2 separate regions of the Homo sapiens genome follow, and region 1 is linked to region 2. Evidence: read pairs that join two places in POLR2A ChIA-PET (ENCODE). Cell type or tissue: IMR-90. All regions are shown on one strand. Links, peaks and the distances in the headings refer to the core of each region. The heading gives the core; the rest is flanking DNA.

Region 1 (15,326 bases), core at 7,923-10,422, 670 kb after region 2:
TCCATGAAACCTCTATTTTGGAAAGGCTAAAGGAATTAGTTAATCCATTAGCTTTTATATCTAATAAGCACATACTGTGCCTACAAAGAAACAAAAGTTTTCAAGAAACGCCCTCTTAACCTGGCAGTCGGACCAAAGTCCACATTCTTGGTGAGGAAGTTAGGCCTAACAATGTTTTAGCAGAGATATAATTTGATCCTTGGGACTATTTAAGAATACAGCAGTAAAAGTTGCTTACTTTGAGCTGTGGCAGAGATGGGCTGCAGGATTTGTGCAATTCTCATCTCACTGGTTGGAATTCTCTTCTCTCCTATTTGAGAAAATACAGTGTGAAAAAGTCACGTTCCTGCAAGGGTAGAACTCACAGTCTCTAAAATATGACCTAGTGATTCAAAAAGATTGGTACTTTGCTGTTTGACAACATTTTTCAGTGAACCATCACACTTTAAAATAGCCCTGTATAGAGCCCTGACTCCAAGGATCCTGAAAGTATCCCAGAGAGGCTTTTACCATTGGTGGGTGTGTGTGTGCAGGCGTGCATGTGCAAATTCACCCACATGTACAGGCTCTGGATTAGAGGCCGGGAGGAGAATCCAGAGAAGGAAAAACAGACCACACCTCCCCGAAGTCTTCAAAGCTGGTAAGAATTCCCAAGACAGCAGTTCTTTTGAAGCTCCCCACATGCCGTTTTATGGGTTTTTGGTTTTCAAATTAACATAGACTATGAACACCAGGATTTAGCCTCATGGATTTTTGCCCTATGCTATAGAGAAGTCTTCACTTGGCATCTTGGTTTACTGCCTGTGGGAAAATATGACAGGCAATTATAATGTCCTTTTAGTTATAAGCTGAAGTAGGAGTAATATTTTAAAAATATATAAAGCAAATATAGAGGCAGCTTAGCATAGCAGTTAAGAATAGAGATTCTAGAACCATTTTGCCTGAGTTTGAACCCAAATTCTGTGCCCTTGGGCAAATCATTTAAATGTGCTATGCCTCAGCTTCCTTGTCAGTAAAATGGGTCTGATTACAGAACCCCCCGCAGACTGTCATAGGGTTACGTGAGTTCATATCTGGAAAGCTCTTAGAATAGTGCCTGATACTTAATAAATGTTTATTACATTTTAAAATATTTTTAAATATGGTTTTCAGCCAGGCACGGTGGCTCATGCCTGTTATCCCAGCACTTTGGGAGGCCAAGGTGGGTGGATCACCTGAGGTCAGGAGTTCAAGACAAGCCTGGCCAACATGGCAAAACCCCATCTCAACCAAAAATACAAAAATTAGCTGGGTGTTGTGGTGCACACCTGTAGTCCCAGCTAGTCAAGAGGCTGAGGCAGGAAAATCTCTTGAACCCGGGAGATGGAGGTTGCAATGAGCCAAGACCGCACCACTGCACTCCAGGCTGGGTGACAGAGTGAGACTCCGTCTGAAAAAATAAATATGGTTTTCATTTTCTCTCTTGTATTTCATAACACTCAGAAGTTATTCCACTGGACACTCCAGGGAAAGCTGGCAAGTCACTGCCACCCGGGAAAAGCAGTAGCTATGGGGCTAGGAAAGTGTTGGCCACAGTGGAAGAAGAAGCAGGCCCATGGTGGACTTCAGGAGAACTAGGAGGAAGCTGGCATGGATGGGTGTTACAGATGGACCCTCCTTTCAATAGGAGAATTCCTGGAAGGGTGGTAGAGGTGGCTGGTTACAAGCAAAGCAGAGAGCGGAGTAGGTTCCTTATTTCCAGTTGGGGACTGTGGGAAGAGTCTCACAGATGCCCCTCTTTCCCTCACATCAACATTGATGGGCTCCATCAGAGTAACCTTTGCAGCAGTTGCATGCTTAGGCCAAAGGAGGCCTATATTTAGTTCTCCCAATTCTTCCTCCACTCTCTTGGGTATCCTGACATTCTGGGCCCCTGTGGAGGACATGCAGAGGTTAGATAACAGCGCTAGGGGAAGTTTACTAGGGATGTTACTGTGGTGAGATTAAACAGGCAGACCCTGTGGCTGAGGGCTACAGGCCAGATTACCTGAGCCTGGATTCGGTAGGTACAGCCATAGCCACAGATGCCTCTTGAAGAGAGCAGAGGAAAGGGACATTTGAGGATGGAATGTCCAAAAAAAAAAAAAAAAAAGATAGACTGAGTTACATAAAAAGTCTTTCAATTATTTTATGCAACAGAGTTTACAACAGACTGGATTATCAGACACAGAGGGGTAGGTGGTGTGAGGAATATCAGGTAAGCTATAGAAAAACAGAAAAATTACATTTTTTTCTGCTAATCTAAGGTTAGCGTAGTTTACATAATTCCACAACAGAAACATTTATTCAAAAGATGACTATTAATAGCATGCAAAGTTGTACTAGATGCTTGGAGGGATAGAAACTGGAGATAGATAAGGATCTTGCCTTAAGCGTTGTGTAAGAAAAACAAAGCTCAGCACAGGAAGAGCTTGCTGAGCTTAGGTTTGTCATATTGAATTTGAAATGGTTGAACCTCATGTGAAGGTACCCAGGAAAGAATTGGGAATGTAAGGTTGGAGCTCAGAAGGAGAGAAGAGAGATGAAGTTATTTGAGAGGACATCCACTTAGAGGGAACGACTAAAGCTTGCCAAAGAGAGTTGAGAAGAGTAAAAGTTCTATTCATTTATTCAATGAACATGCACCACCCTCTTCTTGGTTCAGGTATAGCAATCAGTGTCAGGAAGGAAGAGTCTGGAAGTGGCCACGGTATTGTCCAAAGAAGGATCTAGAGTGTCAGTTTATTGTGACCTTATGTGGCAGAGACCACTTGGGGTGGCCAATTGCCAAGTTCTCTTTTTCCCAAGCATCTGGCTCAACCACATTTTCCAGTTTTCCTCAGCTTGGAGTGGCCATGTGATGAAATTCTGTCCAGGAGCACAAGGGTGTTTGCGATATGGGCCACTTGCCATATCCATTCCCTTTTATCTTCTACATGAAAGCAAAATTGCTTTTATTTCCACATGATTTCCAGCTTAGTAAAGAAGACACAATGAGGAGGTAGGACTGAATTACTACAAAGTCCTCACCCACCCTGTAAGGACTGGAATGTAAGGACATGAGTGAGAAATAAGCCTTTATTATTAAACCACTAGGATACTAGGATGTAGGCTGTTTGTTTTAGATGCTAGTGTTGTTTTGTTTTGTTTTGTTTTTTGAGACAAGGTCGTTCTCTGTTGTTCAGGCTGGACTGCAGTGGTGTGATCTCGGCTCACTGCAACCTCCGCCTCCTGGGTTCAAGCGATTCTCCTGCCTCAGCCTTCCAAGTAGCTGGGATTACAGGTGCCTGCCACCACGCCCAGCTCATTTTTGTATTTTTAGTAGACACAGGGTTTCACCATGTTGGCCAGGCTGCTTTCGAACTCCTGACCTCAAGTGGTCTGCCCACCCTGGCCTCCCAAAGTGTTGGGATTACAGGCGTGAGCCACGGCGCCCAGCTCAGGTGCTAGTATTACTATTTACCTAATAAATACAAACCAAGATCGATTTAACTCACTAGTTTACACTAAGCAAAACCCAAAGGAGACTGGGATGGCTACCAGAATGACAGCTTATTGATTGAATTTGACAAATGTATCTGTCATTCAGACCAGAAATTCTCATACTGACATGCTCCAAGCCTTCTCTGGTTGTTGTCAGACTGCTCGGGAGCCAAACAATCCAAAGCCACTTTGTGCACTGGCCATGAGCAATCACTGCTCAAGGACTGGAAACACGTAGAATCCATGCACTTATCGTATTCTTGTTCAGTGGGAGATCCAGATGGGAATGAGAGGTTGTCTGAGAAACATGGAAGCAGGATAAGGGGAGTTATATAAAACCAGAGATTAAGGACCAAGAGCCAGGGGACCCTGAATCATCTGTCTCTTGAGATTACTTTCCAATGTGACTAAAAAGATTGGATGCCTGATAACTTAGGTTCCCTATCAGACAATTCCTCAATAGGTCCAGCAACTCCTATTTCCTCCTCTTCATGCTGTCACAGATGCTGCTTTTCTACCTCACCCACATTGGAAGGACATATTCTCTCTCTAGCTGCGTTCATACATGTAATCAGGGAACCACTCTGTCTCCTCCCACTATGTGCTCATTTTATAGTCCTCTATATTGTGGTTGGGGTAGGGCAATTGGAGAGACCTTCCTAAGGCTTCCAAGGAGGGCTGACACCTGGCATCATCTCAGTGCTGGAATCTAGAGAGGAAATAAAGTAGGCACTGGCCTTTCAGAGACTGACAGCTCCACAGGGGACACAGATAAGCCCATGAATACCAGGTTACAATGCAGTGTAAAGGTAACCATAGAACCAGGTACAAAAAAAAAAGCTACAGCACAGAGAAAAGTGTGGTTAATACTTCTTGAGTGATAGGCATAGGAGGAAATGAGGGAAGGCTTCCTGTAGGAGGTGATAATTGAGCTGGAACATTGATGGAGGTGTTCCAGAAAGGGGAAATATCATAGCAAGGGAACAAGGCACACAATGGCTTGGGGTGTCCAGGAAACTAGCAGAAGTTAATTATTTGGTGGGGTGCAGGTGGCTAGTATATGAGGATGAAGTCAGGCAAGCCTGGGGAGGTAGGCAGAGGTCTTTCTCCATGAGGTGCCTTTTACTGAAGCATAGCTGTGTATTAGTTTGCTAGGACTGTTGTAACAAGGCGTACCACAAGCTGAGTGGCTTAAACAACGGCATTTGTAGTCCCACAGTTCTAGAGGCTAAAAGTCCAAGGTCAAGGTGTTAGCAGGGTTGGTTCCTTCTGAGGCTGTGAGAGGAGACTCTGTCCAATGCCTTTCCTTAGCTTTGGTGGTTTGCTGGCAACCTTTGGCATTCCTTGATTTGTGGAAGCATCGTCCCAGTCTCTACCTTAATCTTCATCTTCTATTCTCCCTGTGCGCATGTCTGTGTCCGGATTTTCCCCTTTTCATGAGGACATCAGCCGTATTGGATTACAGCCCTGACTAATGATCTTACTTTAACTTGATGACCCCTATAAAGACCCTATCTCCAGATAAGGTCACATTCTGAGGTACCACATGTTGGGACTCCAACAGAGACATTTTGTTAAGATGCAACTCAATCCGTAATGATCAGCATTTAAAGGAAAGCTAAAGAAAGAACAAAAGAAGGTTCAACCAGAAAAATAGGAAGAGAATGCAGTGTCTGAGAAGAGTGGGACCAGGCGCTGGTCAACAATGCTGATTGCATCTTAAGGCCTAATAATTGGATAAACAAATTCCACCTCTGCCTCTTGCACTTCTTTCTCTGTGCCTCATTTTTCCCTTGTTTGCAAGATAGGGGTAATAAGACTTCCTGTGGGGTGGCTGTGAAGATTAAATGTGATTATGTATATAGACCTTAGCACGTAGTAGGCACGCAAAACACAGTAGCATAAAAACTGGATTGTCACACACCAGTAACATCTTCCATATGCACATGCCAAAAGGGTTCTAGACTGGCATCAATTGCTCCTTAAATATACAACATCATTAAAAGCTGACACCTTGGGAGCCTGCTCCTGCCTCCCACCATGTGTAGAACTTGTGAAATTCCATATTTGCTTCATGTGACCAATAACCTACAGAAATATACAAGTACAAAGCATGTGAATTATGGCTGTGAAACAGGATTTGAAAACATTCCCCTCTTGTACACTTTGGAAATTAAACGTCTGACACCTCATGAATCTTTTTCTCCAGGTTGTTTTGTTTGGGTTTAATGTGGTAACTGATCTGCCCAGGAGAGCAAAATAAAAGCTTGCCTTTCCCTGCACATCTAGCTGGTAGGATATCCAAGAGGCAAGTTCCTACCCCTTCAACCATTCCTACCATAAAAGAAATGTCAAGCTCCTTCCTTCTGCATAGTGACTGATTTTTTCACAGAGGCAGGTAAGGGTAGTTTAGATGCCTTGGAAATGCATTTTCACATTCATGGCACACTCAAGTGAGCACCCACATTGCAGCTCACAGTATTAAACCAACTCAGTGCCTCGGGTCCAGTCTGTATCTTTTAAGCTTTACCAGCTTCCAGGCCCTTTCACTGCTGACATTGTGCTGGTGTGGTGAAGAAACCCTGGGGGTGGACACAGTGAATCATGCCTGTAATCCCAACATTTTGGGACACTAAGGTGGAAGTATCACTTGAGCTCAGGAGTTTGAGACCAGCCTGGACAACATAGCCAGACCTTGTGTCTATAAAAAATTTAAAAAACAAACAAACTGTGTTTTGCACACACCTGTAGTCCCAGCTACTCAGAAGGCTAAGGTGTGAGCATCACCTGAGCCCAGGAGCTCAAGGCTGCAGGGAGCCATGATTACACCACTGCACTCCAGCCTGGGCGACAGAGCGAGACCCTGTATCAAAACAAATTTTTTTCAAGATGCCCTCTTCCCTCAGATAAAATCCATTTCAGTAATATTTCTGAAAGACACTAATATCCTGAAACATGTCCATTGTCTAAACATTTGTGAGATATAGTACCCAATGTCAATTTTTTATTTTTGCTTTCAAAGCAGCTTTACTATATTTTCTGTCAATCCTAATTCTTTCTTTCCTGTAAGATTAGAATCACCCTTTTGCTTTGCTTAACCTCAACTACTCCAAGCTGTAGTTGGAGCTATGTAAGCAGTATGTTTGGAACAAAGGGCAAATTCCCAGGCACTGCCAATCATCCCCAGTTACTCACATCCCTGCTGCTAGCTTTAACATGCTGGAGAAAACCAAGAAGCATGTGGAAAACCCTCTATGCTGGCTTCTTCAGCTGTCAGCTTTTTCTGAATAATGGGACATGCATCAATCAATGTTTGTTTGTTTCTTCCATCTCTTGCTCTTCCTAGCCCCACTCGTCCTTAGGCCCTTCCCCCACTTACCTGGATTCCTGCAATAGCTTCTGAATGGGCTCCCCTTCCTCATGTCAGTATCTTTGTTGACTTAAACTTTCACAACCCGCCTTGACCTTGGGCTTTTGGATTTTCATTGTTCTACCTCCAGAATAAAGTTTAAACATCCTTACATGTCATTCAAAGACCTCAAATATATGCCTAAGCTATACCCCCAAGCTCTTGTTCCTTGAGATCCTTCCATATGCCATTAGCTGTAGCCTGGTGCAGCTGCTTCCTCACAGGCACTGGTACCACAGTGTGTGCTTTGATCATTCTCTGCCCTCAGTGAGGAAGGCAGGACCCCATCTCACTCAGGGCTCAGCTTCACCCTTCTGAGAAACCTTTGCTGACACCTCTATTCATTAAATTCCTTTCCTAGGGCTCCTATCACTTTCTACTTTATATCTTATTTATGTGTGTATCTGCTCAGCTCCCTCCTGGATTGCAAACTCCTTGAGTATAGAGATGTATCTGATTCATACCCCCAGAGCAAAGTGTCTTATGCACACAGCAAGCACTGAATACATGTTTTGAGAGTGACCGAATGCCAGGCTAATGGATGAAGGGAAAACCTCAAAAATCTTCACTATGCATCATCAGCCCAGGTACAATCTTCAACCATGCTTTTATAAGCAACACTTCCTGCAGATCTGCCAGGTAAATGTACCCACCTGAGACAGCTCTCTCTTGCTTTCTCTCATACATTCTTAGCATAGTCCTCATGGTAATAGTGCCTTGCTCTGAAAGAAAGACTGCGTGGGGTGGAGAAAAGGAGGTGAGTTATGTTTTTCCATCTGACTTGTCCTGCTGTTGCTTCAAGTTCATTATTTGCATTTTTATCTTGGTTTTGATAAACTAAGGTGCTTGTCAGCTGTCTTGTTTCCTGGAAGCTCTGCCGAAGTGCATATAAAAGTGGCTCATAGCTCTTGGTGTTCTAGGCCCCAGAAATCTATCCTTACTTGGGACCCTGTGGTTTTTCCCACAGAAGGCAGGAGGGCTCAATTCAGTTTGTATTCCCTGCTGTGAACAACCAGGTTTCTAGGGCTAGAGCTAGCTATGAAGAGCAGCAAACTGAAGCAAGCTGACTGTGGTGTTATGTATCTGTATGTGTGTGTTTGCACATGTGTGTGCACAGGTGTGCATGTATGAATGTAGAGATGTGGAGTGAATGGAAGAAGTACTAGTCAAGGGTGAGCAAGATACTGGTTGCTAATTTAACCGATACGAGTGAGAAAGGATAAAGTACTGTCTACTGATACCAAAGGAAAGGTCTGGGGTCTAGATAGCTTCAATAAGCCCACAAACATTAATCCTAAAGTCAAAGCAAATGAAGCATAACCTTCAGCCACAACATCCCCAGACTGCATATTCAACTTAGTGACTTACTTCCCTTTTAATGTTTATTTTAGCCTTTTCTATTCCTTATTACCTTCTGTCACTTGAATTAATGGTCTTGGAGAAAGAAGAAGGAAGATATGCAATATGATTTATGTATTCTTTTCTATCCTCTCCTTATTCTCTTTCTACATACCTCCCAATATTTAGGCCTGTTCTGCCTGGAAGAAGTTCAAGATGTTCTCTTTGGTTCAGGCTCCATGTATTGTTTTTGCCTGTCTGAGAATCTCTTTGAAAGTGCTGAATTAATGAGTCATTGTTTACTCACAAGCTTATTACAGTGTTCAGAATTTCTTTCATAGAGAAAATGCAAGCTGAGTAAAATCTAGGTCTGGGGCCCCCAGGCCTTCTGATTTTCCCATTGCAATGCGGCTGCTTAAACTTCTGGTTTGTCTGCTGGTGGTTGTTATGTACCTGGATTTGAATGCTCTCTCTCTGCCATTCTCCCACCTCAAGACGCCCAGTGTCCTAAGACTGCCTCAGGCCCCATGGCATGGCATGACCTCCTGGTAGCATCACCCAAGAATTTATCCTGGGAGTGCCCCATACCTTATACCTATTTTCTCACAATCACAATGTTCTTGAATATAGTTCCATCCCCTTTAAGTTGATTGAATAGGTAGTTTGGTCAACTCATTCAAAATCTTGTTCTAATGACCAATAATAGTTCAAGGACTTCTCTTTCACCTTAAATATGTATTTAAAATAGGGGTCATCACTTGGTTTAACTCTAAGAAGAATGGAGTAGTATGATATATTCTATCTGAACAAATTGTGTGTGTGTACCTGTGTGTGTGCATGTGTGTGTGTGAGAGAGAGACAAAGACACACACACACACACACAGATTCAGGAAGAAAGAGTGAAAACAGGGGCTTTTGCATACTTTAAATTGCACCATGTTCGCCATCATGCCACTTAACTTTAGAATCTATCATGGGAAGGAACTAGGTATATGTAATTTTTACCTGATTGGTACAGAGCCCCAAGAAGTGAAAATCATGGAAAAATGAGAAACAGTGGGAGATGCTTGTAGCTGACTGGCAGTGTGGGGACCTCACTGCCTGCTCCCACACCAGGTGCCTCCAGCCATACACCTGCTGGTGCTGTGACCCTCGGAGCTGGGGCAGGAGCAGACATGGGATTTGTAAATCTGCTAAACACTTATTTCCTTGCTACTCAGTAGCACACGTGTCCTCTACATCATGTGAAAAAATTGTTCTCCAAACTTTAGCAGAGTTGCATAAGATTTCATCATATACGTTCATCTAAATTTTGAATATACCACTGCCTTCTATATGGAAGTCACTGGCTCCTTAGCAAAGTTCCCTGTAAAGCTTATAAATGATAAATACTAACTTTATTTCATTTTAAATGGTGTGGAGCAAATTTTTTGGTTTGCCGGTTTGTTCATGATATTTTATAATTCAAGTCCTGAGAAATGTCTCTAAGGCCAATGAGAAGCAATGATGGAGGTATGAGTGTGAGTGTGGCATTCTGTTCAGGTTATTTACAGAAACAGAGTTTTGTGCCTTTAAAAACATGGTAGCTAAAACTAAGTTAATGGTGTTAGGTTCAAATTGGAAGGCTGGAATTCAAAGTGCCTGCAGGAAAAACTGAGCTTGTCACTGGTATGTCTTCAATCTTAAGCACCTGGATCCCCAAACTTTAAAATATAAGAGTAGAGCAATGCAAAGAAATTCTATCCTGTTTGGTATCATTTTTCACCAAAACAATTCTAATGATGGTAACAACCATGTAAAAAGTCGTTGAGAAATATTTTTTTCTAAAAATAACAATGCCATGTATCATGCAATTGATTTACTGTTTTGAAGTTATTTCACAGCAAATGTCTTATTTTTGTCCTCACAAAGCTTCTAAGACAAATTTTCTTATCCTCATTTGACATCTGGGAAACAGATACTATGTAATAAAGAAACAGCTAGAATCCAGATTTTTTTGATTCCCATTTTGTATTATTTTTAGTAGTTCACAAAAGAAAGAGAAAAGAAACACTAATGACTGAGAAAGTCCTAGCGGACGTCGACATTTCCTAAGTGTGTGGATATGATATTGTTGGTAGCAGTTTACAGATGCCCCTCAACCTACCATGGTTTGATGAAAATGCTTTTAGTACATCCAACCTACCTACATTCTAGCTTACACTGTAGAACATTTTAGCTTAAGTGTGTTCAGAAGACTTAAATTAGCCCAGAGTAGGGCAAAATTATTGAACACAAAGCCTATTTTATAATAAAATGTCAAATATCTCATGTAAGAGTTTTGTACGACATATTGCTAGCCCAGGAAAAGATCGAAATTCAAAACATGGTTTCTACTGAATGTGTATCATTTTTCACATTATAATCAAGTAAGAAATTCATAAGTCAAACCATCATAAGTTGGGGACCATCTGTATAACTTAGAAGTTCAAGTTTGGATTTTTTTTTCTCCAATTTTCTGGCCAAAGTTTTGGTCTTATATAATGATAAATAACTTTTAACAATTCCTTTAATAAAGCAGCAAGTGAAATTATTATGATAAACTTTTACATAAATACCTACCTATACTTGGGAACTTGCTAAGATAACACTAATTTATTATCAATCAAAGCTTTAGTTTAGCAACCAACTTTTCAGATTTCTGAGTTATCTCAGGGTTCTGATACTTGAGGTGCCTGAGCTTTCAGATTCTTAAGATAATCAAGGTGTTAGATTTACAGGGTAGTTAGCTCGGAAATACTACATTCATGAGGTTTTTTTCTTCTGCTTTTTTTGTTTATTTGAATTTTCCCGTTTTTCGTGATGAGAATATATTGTACTTTTATAACAGAAGAATGTTTCTAAGATACCATTTTCTATAAGTAAAATTTTAAAAAGGAAAAAGGAAGGAAGCAGGGAAGGCAGAAGAAAGGCAGGTGAATAGAAAGAAAAAAAGAGAAAGAAAAAGCGGAAAAAGAAGAGAAACAGAAAACAAGACAAGACTCTAGCCCAGGCAGTGAGAAGTTCATAGTTAGGCTGCTGTAATGATCGTGCTAAGGCCACAGAACCAGACCACAGCCTTGTTTGTGAGAGATGTTTCCATAAAGGAACATGTGCTCCTGCTGTCCAGTCATCCTGGGAAGAGGCTAATTCTGGCTCTGAAAATGAAGCGGCCTCCATTTAGGGGTTGAGTCAGGCCTATACTCTAAGGTACAGAAATGCCTAGAGAGTTCTGATGAGTGTGAGCTGAGTTAGCCCTAATCACTGGCAGAATGCTGTGAGTTTGGGTCTGTAGACCCTTAGTAAGAGCTTCAGAGTGGAACCTGCAGAAGCCCCTCACTGGGCTAGGTGAAGTTAGATTAGCTGCAGACTGGTGTCCCTGAAGAGCGGTGATGTTGTGAGGATGGTAGGCACAGGGGCACAGTGAGGTGCAAGGTAAGAAGCCAGCCAGCTTAGAGAAACGGGGGTTGTGGGGCATTCCTGAGACAGCAGGAGTCCTACCTGGGAGACTGCAGCCAGGAGACCCCTGGGGGCCAGCTAGTTCCTGGGAATCAAGCTGGTGGGAGTGGGGGTGGGGGCTCACATCATCACAAGTTAGATATCAAAGGCAAGCATAACATTCTCTCATGGCTCAGACTTGTCAGGTCTGGGACATAAATGGTGAGGACTGGGCAAAAAGACTGGATGGAAGGAAATGCATCAAAATGTGCAATGGAAATACATAGAAATTGTTGAATTATGAGTGATTTCTTTCTTTGTTTTCTGTAATTTCCAAGTCATATACAGTTTCTTTCACAATTAAAAATGTCAGCATGTTATAAATGTTATTGTTTTGTGTTTAGTCTCAGCCCTGAGGCACTGTTCAAAGTGTTCTTGCAACCTCTCCTAGTATTTCAGCAGACGGAATTATTCCTTTGCCTGCTCTCAGGTGCCTGCCTCTAAGGTGACACCCTGTTGGCTCCAGGTCCTTCTTTCTTTTTCTTTTTTTTTTTTTTGGAGACAGAGTTTTGCTTTATCACCCAGGCTGGAGTGCAGTGGCACAATCTTGGCTCACTGCAACCTCCACCTCCCGGGCTCAAGCAATTCTCCTGCCTCAGCCTCCTAAGTAGCTGGGATTACAGATGCATGCCACCATGCCTAGCTAATTTTTTTAATTTTTAGTAGAGACGGGATTTCACCATGTTGGCCAGGCTGGTCTTGAACTCCCAACCTCATGATCCGCCTGCCTTGGCTACCCAAAGTGCTGGGATTACAGGTGTGAGTCACCGCGCCCGGCCTCCTGGTCCTTCTTTCTACACAGAAGAACAAAGGAGACTAAATTGTATCATGTCTGTATACTTCAAAGGGGCAAAGCTGATCACTCTTTTGTAAAACAATCAGGAAGTAAGTGTTGACAGTACCCTTCAAAGGATCTACCAACATCTTACCTGGCATAGCATATTTTAATGACTTGATAAATATTTGTTGAATAAATAATATAATCAATATATTCTCTAATTGCATGCTAAGTATTACATAAAATGTAAATATTGATTCAGCATTAGCTCTGCCACTCATAATATTTTTCAGGACTGTAGACTGAGGTTTACCTAAAAGCTTTCTGAGGGGCATAATACTATATTATAGAGTTATGCTGTTTAGTATGGTAACATGTGACTACTGAGGACTTCAAATGTAGGTAGAATGCATTAAGATGTGCTGTGGGTGTACAACACACACTGAATTTTGAATCATCTCAATATATTTTTAAAAATTTGTATTACATGTTGAAATAATAGTACTTTGGATATATTGCATTTAGACTTATTAAAATGAATTTTACTGTTTTTTTTTTTACTTTTAAAATTATGGTTACCAGAAAACTTTAAGTTGCATACGTGGTTTGTACTATTTTCCAATTGGATAGTGCTATTATAGCGTAAACATTTTTGATGGGAGATTTCTAACACATAGTTTTAACTTGACCTTATTGTAGTGCTGAAAATTTCCTTCCTCATCCTTCTGCTGTAAGTTACATTGTAAATCCTCATTTCTTCTCCTAGTAATGCAATGATTATTTGACAGGAAGAAGATAATAAGATCAGGTAGCAGTATGAAAGCAAAGCCAGATATATGCATTGCAGAACATAGGATAGGTTTGAAGTTCAGGGACTACAAGTAATAGGTTTGAAGTTCAGGGACTAAAAGTAAGAGTTACTTAGAAAAACTGACTGGAAGGCAGTGAGCCCATGGAAGCAGAGACCACAGAATATATGAACTGTCATGAACCTCTGAATATATGGCCATTAGGGAGGGATTGTTGTTCAGGAAGATTATTGTGTGTTGGTGCAACAAAGTATTGTATTTTCAGGTATGATTAATCATTTGGTATCTAAAAATCCTACAGATCTCTTTTCAAGCAAAATGGACTATCTGTACTGGAGATACTTTTCAGAAATCCTAATCTTAGCTTTCTATTAAAACATTGATTAAGATGAATGACATATTTGTGGATAGCCAAAGCAAATGCTAACCATCTATCTGATAATATTCTGGGTAATAACTGTAATATATTTGGATTATATAAGTCCAGTGCCTCATCAAAATGTTCTAATGTAACCACAATTATATGCCACGATCTCAATTGTTTTTAATCAAGAATTGGCATAAGAAATGGCCATGAGAAATACATGTGAAATATTTTAGAAAACATATTTTCCATTGGATTTCTCTAAGTCTCTATGATTAAATTCCATATAAGTAATTTGTCCTTGATTTTATAACCTGTAAAAAAAAAAGTTATTCTCTCCTTAAAAACTAATATCTTTCCTTCTGCTAGACAGAAATATCCCATGACACTGTCTTTTGCCTTGGGTAATCATAAGCTCAGAATTAATTTAGTGCTTAATTGTGGTAATTATCTAATTTCTGATTTTTGATAAAATTATCTTTCTCTAGCTTCTCCTCATTCTTTTTATTAGAAATACCCTGGATACATAATGATAGAGGTAGTTCTTAGTGGGCTGGATCTCATGTTCATTTGCCCTGGCATGTGGAATAACCACCACCTACCTTCAACCCCCAATCCAACCACACATGATCCTAGGGAAAGCTTTAACTCTGTCCTCAGCTGAAGTTCAGATTGATTTTTCTGATGGAGTATGTTGGGGGCATCAGAAACGAGACTGAATAGAGATATAACATATTAAGAGATGCCTGCATATATTCCAGCCTTAATTCAAGGGAAAGAAAAAAATAGCCTGAATATTTTTGCTTCTGTAATGAACAGAAGCACTAAAAGAAGAAGAAAGAATTGCTTCTCTTTTTGGGCTGGTGATAGAAATAAGGAAGAATTACAGAATGAGAAAAGTGATCATTATAAAACTTTAACATTAAAAGCCCTGTATAATAAAGTTGTGTCCTGGTACTTCATACAAAAATCCTTACTAGTCTACAAGACCCTGTGTGATCAGTTTCCTCCTGCCTTCTCCAGCATTATCCTGCCACTCCTCTGCTCACACACTGCTGCAGATGGACTGACTTTCATTCTTGGTCTCATGGAGCTTACATGCTAGTAGATGAATGAATTGGTCAATCTGTCAACCTCTGTGTACATTGCCTATATCACAACTTTCTCCTTACCCTAAAAGTCCCACTTTTGAATTGTAATCAGTTGGAGGACTTTGAACCTCAAGAAGCAGAATAAAGAGAAAAAATCCTCAAGTCCTTTGATAGAAGCTAGCATAAGCTTGTCAGGGCTAAGCTTCTTGTCACTGTGTGTGTATTGGGGGGAGGTGCTAGGGCCCCATTCCATCACACTATCTTCTTGGAGTAACTTGACAGAGATGTTGCACTAGATGATTAATTAATTGATAATTAACAGTTTTGGGGTGGCTTCATTGTGCCATGAGGTTGGGGGCTGAGAGTATGACTGAGATCAGTCCCCTCCCTGAACTTACTATCTAGTGGGGAATATGGACAGGCACAGCAGCAACTGTAATCGAATGTGATGGGCATTCAGGGGCAATGGGAGCACCTGGTGGGGGTCTGGCAGGACTTGATTCATTGGCAGAGGGAGTAG
Region 2 (15,326 bases), core at 6,750-9,249:
TACAAAAATTAGCCAGGCAAGGTGGCAGGCATCTGTAATCCCAGCTATTTGGGAGGCTGAGGCAGGAGAATTGCTTGAACCCAGGAGGCAGAGGTTGCATTGAGCCAAGATCGTGCCATTGCACTCCAGCCTGGGCAACAAGAGAAAACTCCGTCTTAAAAACAACAACAACAAAAAAAAAGCTGTTTATATATGTATATACACACATCTATATATATATGTATATACACACATCTATATATATACACACACATCTATATACATATGTATATATACACACACATCAGTAGTTTGTTCACACAGGTGAACTTCAAAAACAGTATGAGAAACAAAAGGAGACAGACACAAAAGACTATATCTTGCATGATTCTATTTATGTGAAATTTCTAGAAAATTTAAATCCACAGAGACAAAAAGCAGAATAGTAATTCCCTGGGGCTTAGGATGAGACTGGGAATTGACTGCAAATGTGTGCAAGAGAAATTTTGGGGGTAATAGAAATGTTTGAAAATTGGATTGTAGTGGTGGTTGCACAACTGCATAAACTTACTAAAATCACTGAGGTGTACACTTAACAGGTGAATTTTATGGTATGTAAATTATACCTCAAGAAAGCTGCTTCTGTCCTATATTTCAGTCTGACATACCAGTAAAAACTATAGCTAAAAACACTTATGAAAGAACTCTTTTAGTTCAACACTATTTGCTGAAACTTTGTTTTTGCTTCAAAATGTTTTATACCCAGTTCCACCCCATCTCCCATCTCACTTATCCATCCTAGAGTACTAACTTTATCAGGGTTGCTAAATCATGTATAGACAATGGAGTCTAACGTGATTTCATAATGAGACTTTAGGTTCCAGTGTTTACTGATATTTAAAAAAAATGCATCTGGAAAAGCCACAGGCACCCAGTGCCAACCTATGAGAGCAGCTGCGGGGGCTGAACCCTGTGGTTCAACCCCTCATCTCTACCCTGAGACTTTAGGTTGAGATTCTTTATGAACTGTGTTTGTATAGGTCTAGCTATTCCCTTTCTATTTGATACTGGGCAGATCCAAATTTTACTGAAATGTGAGAAACCATTCTCCAAGGAAAATTCACCAGTGCTGATTTCTAGAGCTGCCAGCTAATACCCAGGAATTTATTTTCTCTGTCTTCAAAGTGCCATACTACCCTAACCCTGACAGGAAGAAAACAACTTTCAGGTTGAGCGCCACATCAAAAAGGCTTCTCCTGTTACTAAAAAAAAAAATTTCATTCACTTGATAGTTACTTCCTGTGTCAAACTATCAGATGTTCCCCTTGAATGCAGCCATCTGGAGGTTTGTTGTTTGTTTTACGCCAACATGTTAACATAAGGCACGTGGAGGGAACAACATCCATTTGTTTACGTATCTAGCTATCCAGCTATGCATCTATCATCTACACATTCAACAATGGTTTCTTGAGTACCTGCTATGTACTATGAGACTTCGAAGCCTCAACTCTTGCATTCGTGCAATACACATACATGACCAAATCTCATGTCAAATTGTAATCCCAACTCTTGCATTCTTGCATATACTATACATATCCAAATTAAGGATGCAACAGTGAGTAAGAATGACATGGTTTCCACTCTCACAGAAATTAGTCTTTTTTTTAGATAATACAGGTCAGTAGTGAAGACACATTTTTCTACTTTCCAAGTTTTCTTGTGCTGGCCTTGGCTCCTCTAGTGGCTATACGGGTGACATCTCAGGTGACATGGTGATTAGTTTGCTCTCACATTGCTATAAAGGAAATACCTGAGACTGGGGAATCCATAAAGAAAAGAGGTTTAATTGGCTCATGGTTCCACAGGCTGTACAGGAAGCATGGCAGCATCTGCTTCTGGGGAAGCCTCAAGAAACTTACAATCATGGCAGAAGGCAAAGTGGGAGCAGGCATCTTACATGATAAGAGCAGCAACAAGAGAGAGAGAGAGAGAAAGAGAGGAGGTGCCCCAAACTTGTAAACAGCCAGATCTCATGAGAACTCTATCATGAGAACAGCACCAAAAGTATGGTGCTAAACCATTCAGGAAGGACCATCTCCATGGTCCAGCCACCTCCCACCAGGCTCCACCTCCAACACTGGGGATTACAATTTGACATGAGACTTGCCTGTGGATATGGATGCAGAGTCAAACCATATCATTCCACCCCTGGCCATTCCCAAATCTCATGTCCTTCTCATATTGCAAAATATAATCATGCCTTCCCAACAGTCCCCTAATTTTAACTCATTTCAGCATTAACTCAAAAGTCCAAAGTTTCATCTGAGACAAGGCAAGTCCCTTCTGCCTATGAAACTGTAAAATAAAAAACAAGTTAGTTACCTTCAAGATACAATGCAGATATAGGTATTGGGTAAATACTCCCATTCCAAAAGGGATAAATCAGTCAAAAGAAAGGGGCTACAGGCACCAGGCAAGCCCAAAACGCAACAGGGCAGTCATTAAATCTTAAAGCTCCAAAATAATCTCTTTTGACTCCATGTCTCACATGAAGAGCACAGTGGTACAAGGGGTGGGCTGCTAAAGCCTTGACAGCTATGCCCAAGGCTTTGTGCCCTACTCCTCAGTACCACTTTTCTATATTAGTCCATTTTCACGTTTTTATAAAGTAATACCTGAGCCAGTGGCTCATGCCTGTGATGCCAGTACTTTGAGAGGCCGAGGTGGGTGGATCACCCAAGGTCAGGACTTCGAGACCAGCCTGGCCAACATGGTGAAGACCCGTCTCTACTTAAAATAGAAAGTTCAGCCCCCATGGCTGCACTCACGAGTTGGCATTGGGTGCCTTGTTTTTCCAGGTGCACAGTGCAAGCTGCTGGTGGATCCACCATTCTGTGGTCTGGAGGATGGCAGTCCACTTCTCACAGCTCCGTGAGGCAGTGCCCCAATGGGAACTCTGTGTGTGAGGTCCAACACCACATTTTCCCTCCACACTTCCCTAGCAGAGGTTCTCTATGAGGGGTCCACCCCTGCAGCAAGCTTCTGCCTGGACATGCAGGCTTTTCCATACATCCTCTGGAATCTAGGCAGAGGCTCCCAAGCCTCAACTCTTGCATTCTGTATACCTGCAGGCTTAACACCATGTGGAATCCACCAAGACTTACGGCTTGCACCCTCTGAAGCAGCAGTGTGAGCTTAACCTGGTTCCCTGTTAGCCACTGTGGGAGCCGGAGCAGCCAGGATGCAGGAAGCAGTGTCCCGAGGCTGTGAGGCTGCTCAGGGCAGCAGGGCACTGGACCTGGCCCATGGAAACCATTCTTCCTTCCTAGGCCTCTGGGACTGTGATGGGAGGGGCTACAGTGAAGGTCTCTCTCGCTCTGTTACCCAGGCTGGAGTGCAGTGGCACAATCCCAGCTCACTGCAACCTCCGTCTCCCAGGTTCAAGCAATTCTCTTGCCTCAGCCTCCTAAGTAGCTTGGGACTACAGGCATGTGCCACCACACCCAGCTAATTTTTTGTATTTTTAGTAGAGACGGGGTTTCACCATGCTGGCCAGACCGGTCTCAAACTCCTGACCATGTGATCTGCCCACCTCAGCCTCCCAAAGTGCTGGGATTACAGGTGTGAGTCACTGTGCCCGGCCTTGGCTTCTTTTTACTTATGTAAATTTCTGCAGCTGGCTTGAATTCTTCCCCTGAAAATGGGCTTTTCTTTTCTACCACATGGCTCAGAGGCAAATTTTTCAAACTTTTATGCTCTGCCTTGCTTTGAAATGTAACTTTGAGTTTATGTCATTTCTTTGCTTATGCACATGAGCATAGGTTGTTAGAAGCAGCCAGGCCATATCTTGAACACTTTGCTTCTTAGGAATTTCTTCTGTCTGATACTCTAAGTCATCACTCTCAAGTTCAATGTTCCACAGATCCCTAGACGGGGGCACAATCCAACCAAGCTCTTTGCCACGGTGTAACAAAAGTGACCTTTGCCCCAGTTCCCAATAAGTTCCTCATCTCCATCTGAGAACTCATGAACTCATCAGCTTGGCCATCTCTGTTCATATCACCATCAGCATTTTGGTCACAATCATTCAACAAGTCTCTAGTAAGTTCCAAACTTTCCCTCACCTCCCTGTCTTCTTCTGAGCCCTCCACACTCTTCCAACCTCTTCCCATTACCCAGTCCCAAAGCCATTTCCACATTTTTAGTTATCTTTATAGCAATGCCCTACTCCTCAGTACCACTTTTCTGTATTAGTCCATTCTCACATTGCTATAAGGAAATCCTTGAGCTGGGCCAGGCATGGTGGCTCACGCCTGTAATCCCAGCACTTTGGGAGGCTGAGGCGGGTGGATCATGAGGTCAAGAGATCGAGACCATCCTGGTCAACATGGTGAAACCCCATCTTTACTAAAAATACAAAAATTAGCTGGACATGGTGGCATGCACCTGTAGTCCTAACTACCTGGGAGGCTGAGGCAGGAGAATCACTTGAACCCGGGAGGTGGAGGCTCCAGTGAGTTGAGATGGCACCACTGCACTCCAGCCTGGTAACAAAGTGAGGCTTTAAAAAAAAAATACTTGAGCTGGGCACAGTGGCTCATGCCTGTAATCCCAGCACTTTGAGAGGCTAAGGTGGGTGGATCACCTGAGGTCAAGAGTTCAAGACCAGCCTGGCCAACATGGCAAAACCCCGTCTCTACTAAAAATACAAAAATTAGCTGGGCATGATGGTGCATGCCTGTAATCCTAGCTACTTGGGAGGTTGAGGTAGGAGAATCACTTGAACCTGGGAGGCAGATGTTGGAGTGAGCCATGATCACACCATTGCACTCCAGCCTGGATGACAAGAGTGAAACTATGCCTAAAAAAAAAAGAAAAAAAAAAAAAGCCGGGTGTGGTGGCTCACGCCTGTAATCCCAGCACTTTGGGAGGCCAAGGTGGGTGGATCACCTGAGGTCAGGACTTCAAGACTAGCCTGGCCAACATGGTAAAACCCCATCTCTACTAAAAATACAAAAATTAGCTGGGTGTGGTGGCAGGCACCTGTAATCCTAGCTACTTGGGAGACTGAGGCAGGAGAATCACTTGAACCTGGGAGGGGTAGGTTGCAGTGAGCTGAGATTGCGCCACTGCATTCCAGCCTGGGGGACAAGAGTGAGACTCCGTCTCAAAAAAAAAAAAAAAAAAGAAAAAAAAAAGAAATACCTGAGACTGGTTAATTTGTAATGAAAAGAGGTTTAATTGGCTCATGGTCCCACAGGCTATACAGGAAGCAATGAAGCATCTCCTTCTGGGGAGGCCTCAAGAAACTTACAATCATGGTGCCAGAGGGCAAAGTGGGAGCAGGCATCTTACATGGCAGGTGCAGGACCAAGAGCGAGAGAGGGGAGGTGCCACACACTTTTAAACAGCCAGATCTCACGAGAACTCTATCATGAGAACAGCACCAAAGGGATGGTGCTAACCATTCAAGAAGGACCATCTCAGTGATCCAATCACCTCCCACCAGGCTCCATCTCCAACACTGGGGATTAAAATTTGACATGAAATGTGGGCAGGGACACAGATCCAAACTATAGCACATGGTGACTGTGGTAGCTCTGACAGTGGAGGCAGGGAGCTCCCCTGTGCTGGTAATGTGGTTTTAATACACTGACAGTGGTTACTTAGTCAAGCTCTAGAGAACAGTCTTGGAAGCAGCTTCCTCTTTAACGACAAGGACAAAATTCTCAGCAGTGGCCACAAGAACATTGGCAATAGTAGCTGTTCTGCCATTTTCAGTGGTCTCTCCAGCACCACTGCAAACTAAATAGAAAACAAATGCAAATTTTATGTCTTTTTATGAAAATGTAGCTCCTGGTCTTGCTTGGAAACACATCAGTTCTGTAAAATAGAGCACTTTTTTATACCCTAATTTTCTCAAGAAATGATGTCATTTGTTTCTCAAATATTTAATATTTCTGTAACTACATGGTAAATCAAGATTGCTTTTCAATTCTTTGTGGTTTTTTTTTTGTTTGTTTGTTTTTTTTTTTTTTTTTTTTTTTTTTTTTTGAGACGGAGTCTCACTGTTTCCCAGGCTGGAGTGCAGTGGTGTGATCTCGGCTCACTGCAAGCTCCGCCTTCTGGTTCACGCCATTCTCCTGCCTCATCCTCCCGAGTAGCTGGGACTACAGGCGCCCCCCACCACGCCCAGCTAATTTTTTGTATTTTTTAGTAGAGACGGGGTTTCACCGTGTTAGCCAGGATGGTCTCAATCTCCTGACCTTGTGATCCACCCGCCTCCGCCTCCCAAAGTGCTGGGATTACAGGCATGAGCCACTGCACCCAGCTGCTTTTCAATTCTTCTGGTATTTTCAGCTTGGTGGTATGTAGTAGCTAGGTGATGACATTAGATAACATTGTTTTTAGAAAGGGAAATTTAAAATAATGTGTCTAGTTGGGACTCTACAGAGAAAAGAAGACAGTAAGTAATTAGCCAATTTATAACTAGGAACAAAAGATATAGCTCCAACCTTTACTTTTGAACAAAACAATGAAATAATATAAAAATAGAACAGTACTTTTTAGGTAATATAAGTGAGTTGAAACCTCGGCCAGGCATGGTGGCTCACTCCTGTAATCCCAGCACTTTGGGAGGCCGAGGTGGGTGGATCACCTGAGGTCAGGAGTTCGAGACCAGCCTGACCAACATGATGCAACCCCATCTCTACTGAAAATAAAAAAAAATTAGCTTGGCGTGGTGGTGCATGCCTGTAATCCCAGCTACTCAGGAGGCTGAGGCAGGAGAATCGTTTGAACCCGGGAGGCAGAGGTTGCAGTGAGCCAAGACCTCACCATTGCACTCTAGCCTGGGCAATAAGAGCAAAAGACTCCATCTCAAAAAACAGCAACAATGAAAAACCCTCATAAGAACATTGTATACGCTGTATAGCGTTTTTGGCCTTAACTATCTCTGCACATGGTAGAGTTTAAAGCTTCTTAAATTACACAATTTGCAGAATGCCACATAGTCTGACTTCCTTTACTGCATCGGTCATAGGGGACTGCTATGGTAGATCCTTTTCTTCTGCCTGTCTGGGAGATTCCTACCATTGCAAGCACTTCCTATGAGGTCAGAAATGACAAATGTATAGCAGACATGTCTATGCCCAGAGGACCACCACTCATCCATTCCAGCACTCTTTTTTTTTTCTTTTGAGACAGAGTTTCGCTCTTGTCATCCATGCTGGAGTACAGTGGCGTGACCTCTGCTCACTGCAACCTCCGCCTCCCAGGTTTAAGCAATTCTCCTGCCTCAGCCTCCCAAGTAGCTGGGATTACAGGCACCTGCCACCATGCCAGCTAATTTTTGTATTTTTAGTAAGGATGGGATTTCACCATGTTGGCCAGGCTGGTCTGGAACTCCTGACGTCAGGTGATCCAGCCGCCTCAGCCACCCAAAGTGCTGGGATTACAGGCATGGGCCACGGCTCCTGGCCCCAGCAATCTTTACCACTGAGCCCATGCATGGCCTCAGAATCCTTATCAGCTCACCATTCTAGGGCCCACTACCAATCGGTTGGAATTAACAGGAGATGAACTGTATTTGGTATTTTTGGATTAGGGAATTAAAACAGGGGCATTAGCTCTAAAGCCTATAGGGAAGTGAGGCTGTAATCCCAGCACTTAGGGAGGCTAAGGTGGGAGGATTGCTAGAGCCTGGGAGTTCAAAACCAGCCTGGGCAAGAGAGAGAACCCATTTCTACAAAAAATAAAAATTTAGCCAGGCATGTTGATGTGTCCTTGTAGTCCCAGCCAGTTGGAAGGCTGAGGCCATAGGATCACTTGAGCCCAAGAGGTTGAGGCTGCAGTGAGCTGTGATTGTGCCACTGCACTCCAGCCTGGGTGGCAAAGAAAGACCCTGTCTCAAATGAATAAATAAATAAAGTGAAATGAATGTATGTTACCTAGCAAAGAAGAAATTGACTTGCCAAGAATAAGACCTTTTTTGTTTTAATTTTTAATATCAGCTTAATATCTGGGCCTGAAGAATCAGGAGAGAGAGTTTGAGCATGAGGAAGCTAAGAATGGTAATGACCAGGTCTGCAGTTTGAGGAGCAGGACCAGGGAGGCAGCACAGAGAAGAGTAGATGAGAGAAAAAGCCAAATTTGGCTTGTTTTGCAATTCCCTGGGATCATGTTACTCCAGCTTGGTCTCTTTCCTAGTGCGGGCTACTAACAGTGACTCACCTGCCAGTTCCTGCATTACCTGGACTTTTTGGAAGTCTTCCACCAAATACTGGTTAGAGCAGCCCAGCCCCATCCACCTTGTGACAACTGACATCATGCTCGAAGCAAATCTGAGTAAATAGTAAATCCCTGTGCTGATCATTTCTAGTGAAAACGGAAAAAAAGCTTTTCTTTTCTTTCTTTTTTTTTTTTTTTGAGACGGAGGCTCGCTCTTTTGCCCAGGCTGGAGTGCAGTGGAGCGATCTTGGCTCACTGCAAGCTCCGCCTCCCGGGTTCACGCCATTCTCCTGCCTCAGCCTCCCGAGTAGGTGGGACTACAGGCGCCCGCACGGAGCCTGGCTAATTTTTTGTATTTTTTGTATTTTTTTTTTTTTTTTTTTTTTTAGTAGAGACGGGGTTTCACCGTGTTAGCCAGGATGGTCGCGATCTCCTGACCTCGTGATCCCCCCGCCTCGGCCTCCCAAAGTGCTGGGATTACAGGTGTGAGCCACCGCTCCTGGCAAGGAAATAAAGCTCTTAGTGACCTCGGAGACTATGAGATTTGTGGCTTTACAATGAATGGCCTGAGGTCACATGTGTAGCCAGCCAAATCTAGGAACTTCCACTTAAGGTTATCTGATAAAGTCACTTAATGGTGGGGATAATTTTATTGGCCCATTTAATGAAATGACAAAGACCATAATACAGCATTGCAAATTGCCACTTTCTCCTTTACTACCTGTGTGACCTTGGACAAGTCTTGCTATTTTTCTATTTCCTTATCTGTAAGGTAGTGTAATTCCTTTTTTTTTTTAAAAAAAGAAAAATGACAGCAAAATTTATTGAATGTATACTGTGCGGAAGACATTGAAGGTTGGTCCTGGGGAGTAATCAAGGATGGAATAAGGATAGACAGCACCTTGGAGGACCTTATCACACAGAATAGAGACAAGGAGAACAATAAGAACAACACAAAAGGGCTGGGCGTGGTGGCTCACGTCTGTAATCTCAGCACTTTGGGAGGCTGAGGTAGGTGGGTCACCCACCTCACCCACCTTTTTGTTTATGTTAATGGAAAAATAAAAGGCTTCCATATACTTTACTCTCTTGTGCATTATTTATGGAAGAAAAAAACACAGTGAGCAGGTAAATAGTTTGAAATTGATATATATAAGGATGTAGTATATGCTTTAGTATTGTTAACAGCTCAACCACAACACATTACCAATGGGAAAGGCAAAACTTGCTCCTATATAAGCCAGAAGCTTTGGAGCTAGTTATGGTACAAAACCCAAGTTTGCCATCTTCAAATCACACTCTGTTCATTAGAACAAAGATGCCAATGTGCAACCTTAACGTTCTGTTACTTTCGAAAACATTTACTCTTCTTTTGACTCTGAGCTGAAAGAAGCACAGAAGAGTTTTATAGCAACAAGCTAAAAATAAACTAATCTTCTGTAGTCCTCCCCCTTTTAGCAGTAGGAGTCTAACCCAATTAACAAAGTGATTTAAATGAAAATAAAATTGTGATCAGTTTTGGTTACTTTCTCCTCCTCCCTGCTGTTGAATCCCACTGTAATTAGCATTTTAATTTTTTAGTATCTAACTTTAGTCAAGAAGATGAAATTGAGAATGTATCCTGTGTAATTTTTGAGAATTTTTATTTTGTTCTCTACTAATACACTCTCCAGTCTGATGAACTTCCATATTTCCACAATTTTATACATACTTTTTCTCTAGAACATGAGGAATAACTCCAAGAGAAAGGACCAATTAGCAAGGAATTCACTATCTACATCTCTTCTTTTTAAAAAATTATTATTTGTGTTTTTTTTGTTTGAGATGAGTCTCCGTCACCCAGGCTGGAGTGCAGTGGTGTGGTCTCGGCTCACTGCAACCTCTGCCTCCCGGGTTCAAATGATTCACCCACCTTATCCTCCCAAGTAGCTGGGACTACAGGTGTGTGCCACCACACCCAGCTAACTTTTGTATTTTTAGTACAGATGGGATTTTGCCATGTTGTCTAGGCTGGTCTCAAACTCCTGACCTCAAGTGATCTGCCTGCCTCAGCCTCCCAAAGTGCTGGGATTATAGGCATGAGCCATCGTGCCTGGCCTGCATCTTTTCTTATTTGCCTCAAACATAGAGCAAATTACCATACTTGAAATATATATGTTTAGCCTCAATTCGTCTTGGATATACTGATGACAAAGTCAAATAGAAATGGAAAGAAATTATGTGGCTGATATTTTATTTGCATTGTTTTCCTAAATTAATTATTTTATTTTTGAGACAGGTCCTGCTCTGTCACTTGGGCTGGAGTGCAGTGGTGTGATCATGGCTCACGGCAGTCTCAACCTCCCAGGCTCAAGCAATCTTCCCACCTCAGCCTCCTGAGAAGCTGAGACTATAGGCTTGTGCTATCAGCTAAGAGTATAGGTGTGTACATCCAGCTAATCTTTTAATTAAAACATTTTTTTAAATTTTATTTTATTTTTTTGATACAACACTTGAACAAACTTGACCAGCTAATTTTTGATTTTTTTTTTTTTTTGTAGAGATAGAGGTCTTCCTATGTTGCCCAGGCTGGTCACAAACTCCTGGGCTCAAGGGATCCTCCTACCTAGGCCTCCTAAAGTGCTGGGATTACAGGCCTGAGCCACTGTGACTGGCCTAATTAAGAATCTTAAATGCACAATGTAGCCTAATTGTGGTTGTATCATCATTTATATTGAATTAAAAGAATAATTTTTCCTGAAGCACATAGAAACTTAAATAGCAGGGCTGAGCCAAAGCCGAGAACCAGTGATTTCTGACTAGAAGGAGCACCCTTTGCCCTACTACTTGCGCCATCACATATTAATAACATTGCTTGTCCAGTGTTCCGCATCCACAAGCCTGCAGACTTCCTCCCCAATTCCTACTGAAGCAATGCGTTTTATTTCCATAAGACAACTTACTTTCCCTTCTCATTTGCAGGAATAGATTGGTTTGTTCTTTCATCCTCAGAGCTACAGAATATTGACATGAATTTTAATATATATAATAAATAGATGAACACTGTGTTCTTGTCTCAGTAAGGTGTTTCATTTCTTTTTATCTTTAAAGTATTTAATAGACATCTCTAAGACAGATATTCTCCTTATTGTCTTGGATATATATGGCTAGATCCTTTTGCCTTAGCTTGAAGCTTTTTTCCTTCTTCCTCTCCTTTTCAAGTCCTTCTCTTCTCTACCTCTCTACCCTCTCTCTCCCTCCTCACTTCCTTTCCTTTTCCTCCCTTCCCTTTCCTATCTTTCTTTTTTTCCCCCTTTGTGGGATTAATATCACTTGACATAAATCAAGTAACAAAAAAATTAGAAATCTTGGACGGATGCGATGGCTCACGCCTGTAATCCCAGCACTTTGGGAGGCCAAGCTGGGTGGATCACTTGAGGTCAGGGGTTTGAGACCCGCTTGGCCCACATGGCGAACCCTGTCTCCACTAAAAATACAAAAAATTAGCCAAGTGTGGTGGCACATGTCTGTAATACCAGCTACTTGGGAGGCTGAGGCAGGAGAATCACTTGAATGTGGGAGGTGGAGTCTGCAGTGAGCTGAGATCGAGCACCGCACTCCAGCCTGGGTAACAGAGCGAGACTCTGTCTCAATAAAAAGAAAAAAATTAGAAATCTAATAAGGGTCTCAGATGCCTAAATATTTTCCCCTAAAAATGTGACTAACCCTGATGGCTTTCAAGCTCAAGAATTCATTTCAAACTAAATTATTTAATTATTTGGTATAAAAGACAAAGGCAACAGCAAGAGTTTATTTACCAAATGTCAGAAGAACAAATCAGTGGGTGAGATGCTCTCTCTGTCTGTCTCTCTCATATACACACACACTCACACACACACTCATAGCCCACTTGATAAATTGTTGGCAATTTTGTGGTGAATACTCTAGGGCATGCTATTTAAAACAGACCTTATTTAAAGCTTTTTTACTTGAAGTGGGTCATTCTATACTTTCTAACATTCGGATACAATATTCCCTACAAAATGTATATAACTTTTAAGGTTGGAAATCAAGTTCACCTCAGTAAACAATGTGTTAACCAGTTTCTTATTGCAAATCTCTTAAAACATTTATAAAAGTGAAGGAAATAAATTTTTATTGAAGTTTGCTTCTGTGTCAGATGCCATTCTTTGAGTTTAGGTCCTGAAGATAGACTGCCTAGGTGGAAATCTGGGCCCTGCCACTCTCTACCCGCATGACCTGGGCAAGTGACTTAATTATGCTGTGTCTTAGTTTTGTCATCTGTTTGTAAAAAATGGGACCAATAACTCAGTTTATATGTAGAATATATGACTCAGCTTATATAAACTAAGACTCAGTTTATATGTAGTTGTGAGGATTTATTAGATAATACAATAAAATATTTGGCACACTACCTGATTTCTTTTTTTGTTGTTGTTTTTTGAGACAGAGTTTTGCTCTTTTTTTTTTTTTTGAGACAGAGTCTCGCTCTGTCACCCAGGCTGGAGTGCAGTGGTGAGATATCTCGGCTCACTGCAAGCTCTGCCTCCCGGGTTCATGCCATTCTGCCTCAGCCTCCTGAGTAGCTGGGACTACAGGTGCCTGCCATTGCGCCCGGCTAATTTTTTTTTTGTACTTTTAGTAGAGACGGGGTTTCACCGTGTTAGCCAGGATAGTCTCGATCTCCTGACCTTGTGATCCACCCGCCTCGGCCTCCCAAAGTGCTGGGATTACAGGCGTGAGCCAACGCGCCTGGCCGAGTTTCGCTCTTGTTGCCCCGGCTGGAGTGCAATTGCACTATCTTGGCTCACCGCAACCTCTGCCTCCTGGGTTCAAGTGATTCTCCTGCCTCAGCCTCCCGAGTAGCTGGGATTACAGGCATGCGCCACCACACCCGGCTAATTTTGTATTTTTAGTAGAGATGGGGTTTCTCCATGTTGGTCAGGCTGGTCTCGAACTCCTGACCTCAGGTGATCCGCCTGCCTCAGCCTCCCAAAGTGCTGGGATTACAGGCGTGAGCCACCACGTCCGGCCTACACTGCCTGGTTCTTAATGAATAAATGTCAGCTCTGATTGTTGTAGATATCTTTTTTTTTTTTGAGACAGAGTCTCACTCTGCTGCCCAGGCTGGAGTGCCGTGGCGAAATCTCGGCTCACTGCAACCTCCGTCTCCCAGGTTCAAGCAATCCTCCCACCTCAGCCTCCCTAGTAGCTGGGACTACAGGCTTGTACCACCACACCCAGCTAATTTTTGTATTTTTAATAGAGACAGAGTTTCACCACGTTGGCCAGACTGATCTCAAACTCCTGACCTCAAATGATCCGCCTACCTTGGCCTCCCAAAGTGCTGGGATTATAGGCATGAGCCACCACACCCGGCCCCTGTTGTTGATATCGTTGCTTACCTTCAGGACTTATTATTTTTCTCTTTAAGGAAGGCACTATTGCATCTATTTACCTGCTGAGTAAATTTAACCAGAAAAGTTCAGTAACTAACCGCCAAGCCACAGAGCTCTTCACCAGCAGAAAAGCCCTAGTATTTGAACTTTCTTTTTCTTTTTTGTTTTTCGTTTTTAGAGATAGGATTTTACTGCGTTGCTCAAGCTGTCTCCAACTCCTGAGCTCAAGCAATCCTCCTGCCTCAGCCTCCCAGGTAGCTGGGACCACAGAGATGCACCATTTGTCTAGCTCTTAAGCCCATGTACCACACTATACTGAGTTCTCTGTCTGCATACAGATTATAAGTCATTATAGGATATTTTAACATACAGGACAAATCAAAAAATTTGAATTTATTGGGTATTCCAACAACCAATTAATTCTAGTAACAGAAATATTTGTAGCCACTCTAAATTTTTATTTTATGAGAAAGAAGCAGATAATTAAAAATCAAATTGTAAGGAAATTTAGCTAAAGAAGAAGGAAGAGAAGCAGGAGAAACAGAAGGAGGGGAGGGAGGATGAAAAATACACACACACCGTAAGGTGTATTTCAAATGTGGGGCAGGTTGACATCACTCTTAACTCAATTACGTCATTCAGAATTGCTTTAGGGGCATCGCAACGTAGTTTGAAGTACACAGACTTTGGAATCGAGTAGAGTGCAGCTATCTGGATTCCAGCATCGCTGAGTTAGGGAGCTCTAAGCCACAGTTTTCTTATGGACAATTGTATCTACTTCATAGGTTTGTTAAGAAGAGTAAATGGGACTGTTTTTGAAATGCCGGGAATGATGCTTAGGACGGATATGGTGCTGAGTGAACAAAGCATAATCAGCTTTTATAGTAGTTTTTTTGAAGTTGTATAAGGTTAAAATGGGCCTTAATAACGTTAAAGAATGCTCAATAATAGTGTAATTATAACACTGTGGAATTTTAGAGATGCATGGCCTTCTAACTCAATCACTTCATCTTATATCTGAAGAAACTGAGACTCAAAAAGACTAAGTGAATTGCCCCAAATCACACAGCTAATTATAATCAGGTTGGGACTAGAACCTGGCCTCTTAATTAATGCTTCTCTTAATTTTAAAAAAGTTATGAGTGAACGATCATGCCACTTGAGCAATAAATTATGAAATATGAATGTCAGTGAACAGAATTTAGAGTTCTAATCAAATAACACATAATAAAGTTAGACATACATTTAATGATAGCTGTAATTATTATTGTACTGCATGATAACAAGGCATAAATGATAAGTAGTTCATATTAACAAGTGTCATTGTAATTATTTTGTGCAACCAAACCAAGAAAAGGAAAAATAAAATTAAGAAGAGCAGGAAACTACTCTGAGGGCCTCTTCAAAGGCTCTGGCATCTGTTACCCAGGGGGCCTAGGTAGCTGTGTTTTTCTGGCAAAAGATAAAGGGCTTAGAAGTGGTTTTGCTATTTTTTGTTGTTATTATTTTTTTTTTTTAGAGACAGACACTGTTAACTGAAAAGCAGACACTTAAGAAAAGCACTCATTCGTTTACTTAGAGACAGGGTCCCACTTTGGTGCCCAGGCTAGAGTGCAGTAGTGTGATCATTGCTCACTGCAGCTTCCAATTCCTGGCCTCAAGGGATCCTCTCATGCTTTGGCCACCCAAAGCACTGGGATTACAGATGTGAGCCACCAC

The links. ChIA-PET counts read pairs that join two places held together with the same protein. Peaks named below come from ENCODE experiments on the same cell type or tissue, not always from the same donor. Only the 100,000 strongest peaks of a DNase experiment are listed, where the experiment ranks them.
Region 1: POLR2A ChIA-PET joins it to region 2 with 17 read pairs; 2 of 35 experiments call an interaction of 5 or more read pairs at or near these places.

Annotation. Positions count from the first base shown.
Region 1 is chr12:67,912,842-67,928,167 of GRCh38, reverse strand. No RefSeq gene overlaps it. Among named protein-coding and RNA genes, the nearest start is that of LINC01479, 8.7 kb to the left of the region's middle. RefSeq lists enhancers at 7,027-7,527, 7,528-8,028. In IMR-90, for the core only: no CTCF peak of the experiment used is centred there; no DNase peak of the experiment used is centred there.
Region 2 is chr12:68,577,868-68,593,193 of GRCh38, reverse strand. No RefSeq gene overlaps it. Among named protein-coding and RNA genes, the nearest start is that of RAP1B, 25 kb to the left of the region's middle. RefSeq lists enhancers at 916-1,125, 5,287-5,336. In IMR-90, for the core only: no CTCF peak of the experiment used is centred there; a DNase peak (open chromatin) is centred at 8,183.